Regions from separate parts of the Homo sapiens genome. Here region 1 is linked to region 2. Evidence: chromatin contacts called from ENCODE Hi-C data. All regions are on one chromosome and are shown on one strand. Each heading gives the region's core, a stretch centred on a gene start or an enhancer-like site at or near the end of the contact. The rest is flanking DNA. Distances are from core to core; before and after follow the strand shown. Region 1 has its middle 30 kb from the start of SOWAHC. Region 2 holds the start of SH3RF3-AS1 (SH3RF3 antisense RNA 1).

Region 1 (2,700 bases), core at 155-2,654, 510 kb before region 2:
ACCAGAAATAAAATCAACTAACAGAACATAGCCTAGGGTGAGAGCATGGTAGATTGCCTCAGAAGGACCAAATGCCGGAGGAGGGAAGGTTGGGGACAGCATTCCGGCCCCAGCCGGTAGAGCTCAGCTGGTGTCAGGCTTCACGTTTCCTTTGACTTTAGCTCCCTTGAGTTCTCCCTGGTGTCTGTGAAGTTTTCATGAGCATTTCAGCCTTTTTTGGCTGCGTTGAGAGTTTTGTCTACACTCCGAGCATAGAGTTTGAAATGGGAATGGCGCACCCCTGAGAGCCAGTATGTGGGAGACAGCCATAATCAAATAATTACAATGAACACTCATGCTGGACTTACCGGGTATAGACACAGCTTCATCTATGTTCACAGATTCTAACCTCCAAGCAGCTCTAGGAGGTAGGCACTAGTAATAACTATTTTTGACTGATGAGGAAATTGAGGCAGAAAGAGGTTTGTCCACATATTTAAGTGAAGGGTCGGGAATTCCAGTCTAGACAGGCTGACTCTTGAGTCCAGGCAGGGGACCCTGAGCCTGTCGCACCTCTCAGGAATCCAAGCTTCAGACCATGTGGCAGCCTGAGCTTGCAGGTACAGCCAGGCTTGGTTTGTTTAGCACATCTCCCCGGAAAGCCTTCTTTCAGAAGCAAACTGAGGAGGACCCGCATTTACTTTTGTAAGGCGTAGTTTCGCTTACTAATGACAGCAACAATTGGCTTTACACAGAGAACAAAATCTCAGGCTGAAAGGGTGAATTTCAGGCATCTCTCATCAGGGATTTGGCCAGAAGGGGCTGGGTGCCCACTCTGTGCCAATTCTAAGACTCCTTGCTGTTCTAGATTAAGGTTGCTGAATTTACGTACTAAGTGGAGGGGTATTTGCAACCTCCCTTCACTCTGTAAGCTAATTTACATTTAAACCTTGGTTGCCTCTCGCTGGCAACTAAGGCTCCACAACAGCCGTCAAGGAATTAATTTCTGGGGCCCATGAAGGCGTGCCTGAGAAATAAAAGTGCTGTGGGAGAATTTTGCCAACAGGCTGAAGAGCAACCTTGCTGCCATGCACACAGACATTTAGGATCCCGCTGGCTTGTGAATCCTGGCATAGTTGCTGGGGGCCACACAGTCGGGAGGCAAACAAAGCTGCTCAGTTAGCACTGCAGTGCTTTTCCTGGGAGTGGGAACTCGCAGGAGCAAACCAACTAGGGAAACGTCCCTAAAGTAGACAGCTTCACCAGAGTGGTTATTGTTGACTTCCTCTTCTGGTTGTTTAAAGTGACAGGCCTTGGGGCTTAGGATCTTGTGATCTAGAAAGCAAATATTGACAAGCAGCCGGGGGGAGGCAGGGCAGAAAACAAGGTCCAGGTTTAGATGACAGCTCCGCTAAGAAAAGTGGAGGGCAGGCCGCAGGCTGACATTCCAGTCCCAGCGGCCTCATCCAGGCAGCCTTGCTGTGACTGCCCGGGAAAACAGTGTTTCACATGCCCTTGGGGATAAAGAGAACACAGGAGCCAGTTCACAGTTCTGAATGTGGTTACTACAAAAGCCCACTTTCTTTTCTATTCTTTTTTTCCCTTGGAGCTATTTTGCAGACAGTTTTTAAGCAATTTTTCTTTAGATTCTGAAAAACCCCAACTCTAACACAAACTACTTTTCTTTAACCATATTCTCTACCTTAGTGATCTGATAAGAGGCCATGGTTTTCAATACCATTGGAACCGCCCGAGGCATTCACCTCGCCAGCTGCCTAGACAGAGTAGATTCATCAACACAGGGAAATTGCAATAGTGAAAGAGAAATTCGTGCAGAGTCAGCTGTGCAGGAGACTGGAGTCTGATTTTTTTTTTGAGACGAGTCTCACTCTGTTGCCCAGGCTGGAGTGCAGTGGCGTGATGTCAGCTCACTGCAAACTCCACCTCCTGGGTTCAAGAGATTCTCCTGCCTCGGCCTCCGGAGTAGCTGGGACTACAGGCGTGCACCACCACGCCTGGCTAAGTTTTTAGTTTTTTTTTGTTTTTTTGTTTTTTTTTTTGAGACAGAGTCTCACTCTGTCGCCCAGGCTGGAGTGCAGTGGTGCGATCTCAGCTCACTGAAACCTCCGCCTCCTGGGTTCAAGCGACTCTCCTGCCTCAGCCTCCCGAGTAGCTGGGATTGCAGGCGCCTGCCACCATGCCCGGCTAATTTTTGTATTTTTAGTAGAGATGGGGTTTCACCATGTTGGTCATGCTGGTCTTGATCTCCTGACCTCGTGATCCGCCTGCCTAGGCCTCCCAAAGGGCTGGGATTACAGGTGTGAGCCACTGAGCCCAGCCCAGAGTTCTATTATTACTCAAATGAGTCTCCCCAAGCATTCAGGAAACAGGGTTTTTTGTTTGTTTGTTTGTTTTTGAGAGGGAGTCTCACTCTGTGGCCCAGGCTGGAGTGCAGAGGTGTGATCTCAGTTCACTGCAACCTCCACCTCCTGGGTTCCAGTGATTCTCCTGCCTCAGCCTCCCAAGTAGCTGGGACCACAGTCACGTGCCACCACGCCTGGCTAATTTTTTTTTTGTATTTTTAGTAGAGATGGGGTTTCACCACGTTGGCCAGGCTGGTCTGAAACTCCTGATCTCAGGTGATCTGCCAGCCTTGGCCTCCCAAAGTGCTGGGATTACAGGTGTGAGCCGCTGCGCCCAGCCTTTGGCAGGCTTCTTTAC
Region 2 (2,756 bases), core at 103-2,602:
CCACTTATTCTGCAAATAAAGATATTTAATTATAAATACCTTACATCAAAAACAGCAAGGCCAGGAAGGAAAAGTTTGAAAATTTCTAACGCAAGCATTTAGCTGGATTTAATCACAATTAAAACCAAAGAAAAAAATTCCCCTTCAGCAGTGCCCCCCAAGTGACCCCCAGTGACTATCCTTGACTGTCCCCATTCTTCCTGATCCATAGAAAAAAAAACCCATTGCAGCAAAGTATGGCATTTAACTCAAGCTCAACATCCAAGGGTTTAAGTTCCTAACCTTAACCTTAGAGATTTGCAGTACTGCCTAATCCAGGTGCTAGAATGTTCCCAGCATTTCAGGATTACACATAGTGGAAGGACTAGGCATCACCAACTCCTTAAATGGTCAAAAGTAGAGGAATAAAGTTGTGTTTCTAAAGCAAATGATTATTCCAATAGATAATGTATTTTTTTTAACATTTAAGTGCTTTTCTCCATTTAAAGAAATTAACAAAACCCGGGTCCTTTCTTTTCTCATTTAAACCAGCATCCCATGCCCTCTCTCCTGGTAACTGTTCACAAGGTGGCAAGGGTGTGTAATAAGAAGCTGTAAGAAGCTTTTAAAACCAAATCATTGAAGCCATCCAGAGAAGATCTTTCGTCTAAAACAGAAGCAGCGAAGGCCCTAAAATGCGGCTGTACCAAAAATAATAATAATAAATATAAATGACCCCCGTGGGAATGCAACCCTGCCTGGGAGCCCAGGAGAAGACCTTGGCTTCTGGTTAGACACTGCCAAGTCCAAAAGGGCTGGGTCAAAAGGCTCCTGGGGCCTCCAGATTAACTCCTTCCAGACTACTAGAAGCATTCCTCCAAACCCCAGTCCCACTCTGCCTTCTGCCCTCCCCTCCTTAGCCACACCGCAGGCAGGAGGCCCGCGGGCTTCCCAGAGCAGCCATCAGAGCCCTGTCAGAAACGTTAAGGGCTAACTTTTCTCTAGGCAGGCCCAGGGTGTGCAGAGGGAGTGTCTGGGGACCCAGAGGAAGAAGGTCCCCGTTTCTAGGGAGACGCAAGGGCGATGCTAAGTTTAAGAGGCAGGGTAACAAGTCCGGCCAAGGAATCGGGGGTGAGCGACGGGACAGGAAGGCGTGCCCACTCCACAGGAGGATGGGACACACGTGAACAAGCGGCGAGCTGCCCAGGGGCCGGATGCCGCCACCAAGCAAGCGAAGTTGGAGGAAGAGCAACAGCGGAGTGGGCCAACGCAGGACCACCCGTGGTCTCCTCCGCACCTCATCACTGCCCCCCACGCCCAAGCACCCACCCACACACTCCCACGTGCCGTGGCCACTTCCGCCGAGACAGATACTCACCTTTGCCGCCGGCGCGGTCCTGCTGGTCGCCAGCTCCCGCAGACTGCCGGCGGTGCTGCCCGCGGCCGCGGAGAGGAAAACCGGGGAACCCGGGGTGCTGCCTGCCGCGCCGCCCCCGCCGCCCGCGAGCGTGGGGGCCGCACTCTGGCCTGGGATGGGACGCGCGGGCGGGCTGCCGCCGGGGCTGGTGCCCGCGCGGGGCCGCTGACGGATGCCGTCCAGCAGTCGCACCAGCAAGATGTTGGCGGGCAGTTCGTCCACGCCGCAGCCCACCAGGATGCGGCACTCGGGGCAGCGCAGCTCGTGGCGCGAGCACACGATGCTCTCCAGGCAGCGGCGGCAGAAAGTGTGTTGGCATGGCAGCACCTTGGCCGTGGTGTCCAGGCGCTCCAGACACACGGAGCACTCCAGCAGGTCCAGCAGCGACGACTCGTCCATGTCCTCGCCCGCCCCCGCGGCGGTGGCCGCCGCCCGACGCCGCCGTCGCTCGCCTGGCCTGTCCTCGTCGCCCTCGCTCTGCGCAGCAGCGGCGGCCGCCTTGGATGCGCACAGCCAGGACGCTCCGAGCAGCATGGGGGAGGCGCCCGCAGCGGTCTCGCGCGGCTGCCTAGGTCCCGGGGCCGGCGTGGAGCCCGCCACCGGCAGCCAGCATCAGGACTGGGGAGCCGGGCTCCGCCGTGACTTTCTTCACCCCGGCTGGTGGCCCGATGCTAGGGCTGTGGCGGTGCGAAGTGGCTCACCGACCGGCCTGCGTGGCGGGGACCGGCCTGCGTGGCGGGGACCGGCCAGCCGAGCCCGCCCAGTCCTGAGCGCAGCGCCTGCGGCTGCGGGCTACACCTGTCCCGCCGCAAGTCCGCCCCGCGCGGGGGACCGGGGGTGCTGCCGGGCACGAAGCTCAACGGGTTCTGTGCTGCAAGCGGCGGCTCGCGCCTGGGAGACCAGCGGCAGGAAGTGCGGGCAGCGGCCGGCCAGGTCCCCGGGGAGGCCGGGGCGCGGCGTGCACGCTCCTCCGCGCAGCTGGCGAGCCGCACCGCCCCCGCGGCACCTCCATGCGCCCCTGGCCTGCTCGCTAGTCGCTGTCCTCCAGAGGATTCAGCAGGACCGTTCCTCTTCCTCGGCCGCGAGCACGTGCGCGGGGGTGCGCGCGGAGGTCACGGTCACTGCGGGGCTCAGGGAAGGAGGCGCCGTGCCTGCAGGACTTCCCTTCGCTTGGGCGCAAGCCGGCGATTAGCCTGGTCCCCTAGGACATCTCCAGGGCTCCGGGGAACCTCTCCTGCGCAGGCTTGGCCCTGCCTCCTCCAAGCGTCCGAGTCTTTTTCGGCTTTTCGTGAGCCTCAGAGAGGGACGTTTCCTGCCAACGCTGCTGCGAAGGAAAGTTTGGGCGGCGTTATCCCGACTG

The links. A loop is a pair of places that touch in the nucleus more often than their neighbours do. Pooled maps may share reads with other maps.
Region 1: a map of DLD1 shows a loop between it and region 2 (8-fold over the local background). The contact joins the enhancer-like site here to the promoter of SH3RF3-AS1 in region 2. A Hi-C loop is called at or near these places in 1 of 168 maps with a recorded cell type or tissue (DLD1), 2 of 37 single-sample maps with no recorded cell type and 2 of 50 pooled maps.

The regions. Positions count from the first base shown.
Region 1 is chr2:109,643,460-109,646,159 of GRCh38, reverse strand. It overlaps a transcript of RANBP2 not described here. Among named protein-coding and RNA genes, the nearest start is that of SOWAHC, 30 kb to the right of the region's middle. Within about 2 kb of position 1,404, at least 16 of the 41 ENCODE cell types and tissues checked have a DNase peak (open chromatin) inside an H3K27ac peak, as active enhancers do.
Region 2 is chr2:109,128,715-109,131,470 of GRCh38, reverse strand. SH3RF3-AS1 (SH3RF3 antisense RNA 1) reads left to right here and starts at 1,352. Exons shown (of 1, transcript NR_029193.1): 1 at 1,352-2,756. SH3RF3 (SH3 domain containing ring finger 3) reads right to left here and starts at 2,266. Exons shown (of 10, transcript NM_001099289.3): 1 at 1,358-2,266. The coding sequence starts at 1,930. It also overlaps a transcript of RANBP2 not described here. RefSeq lists silencers at 2,251-2,450, 2,481-2,530, 2,541-2,610.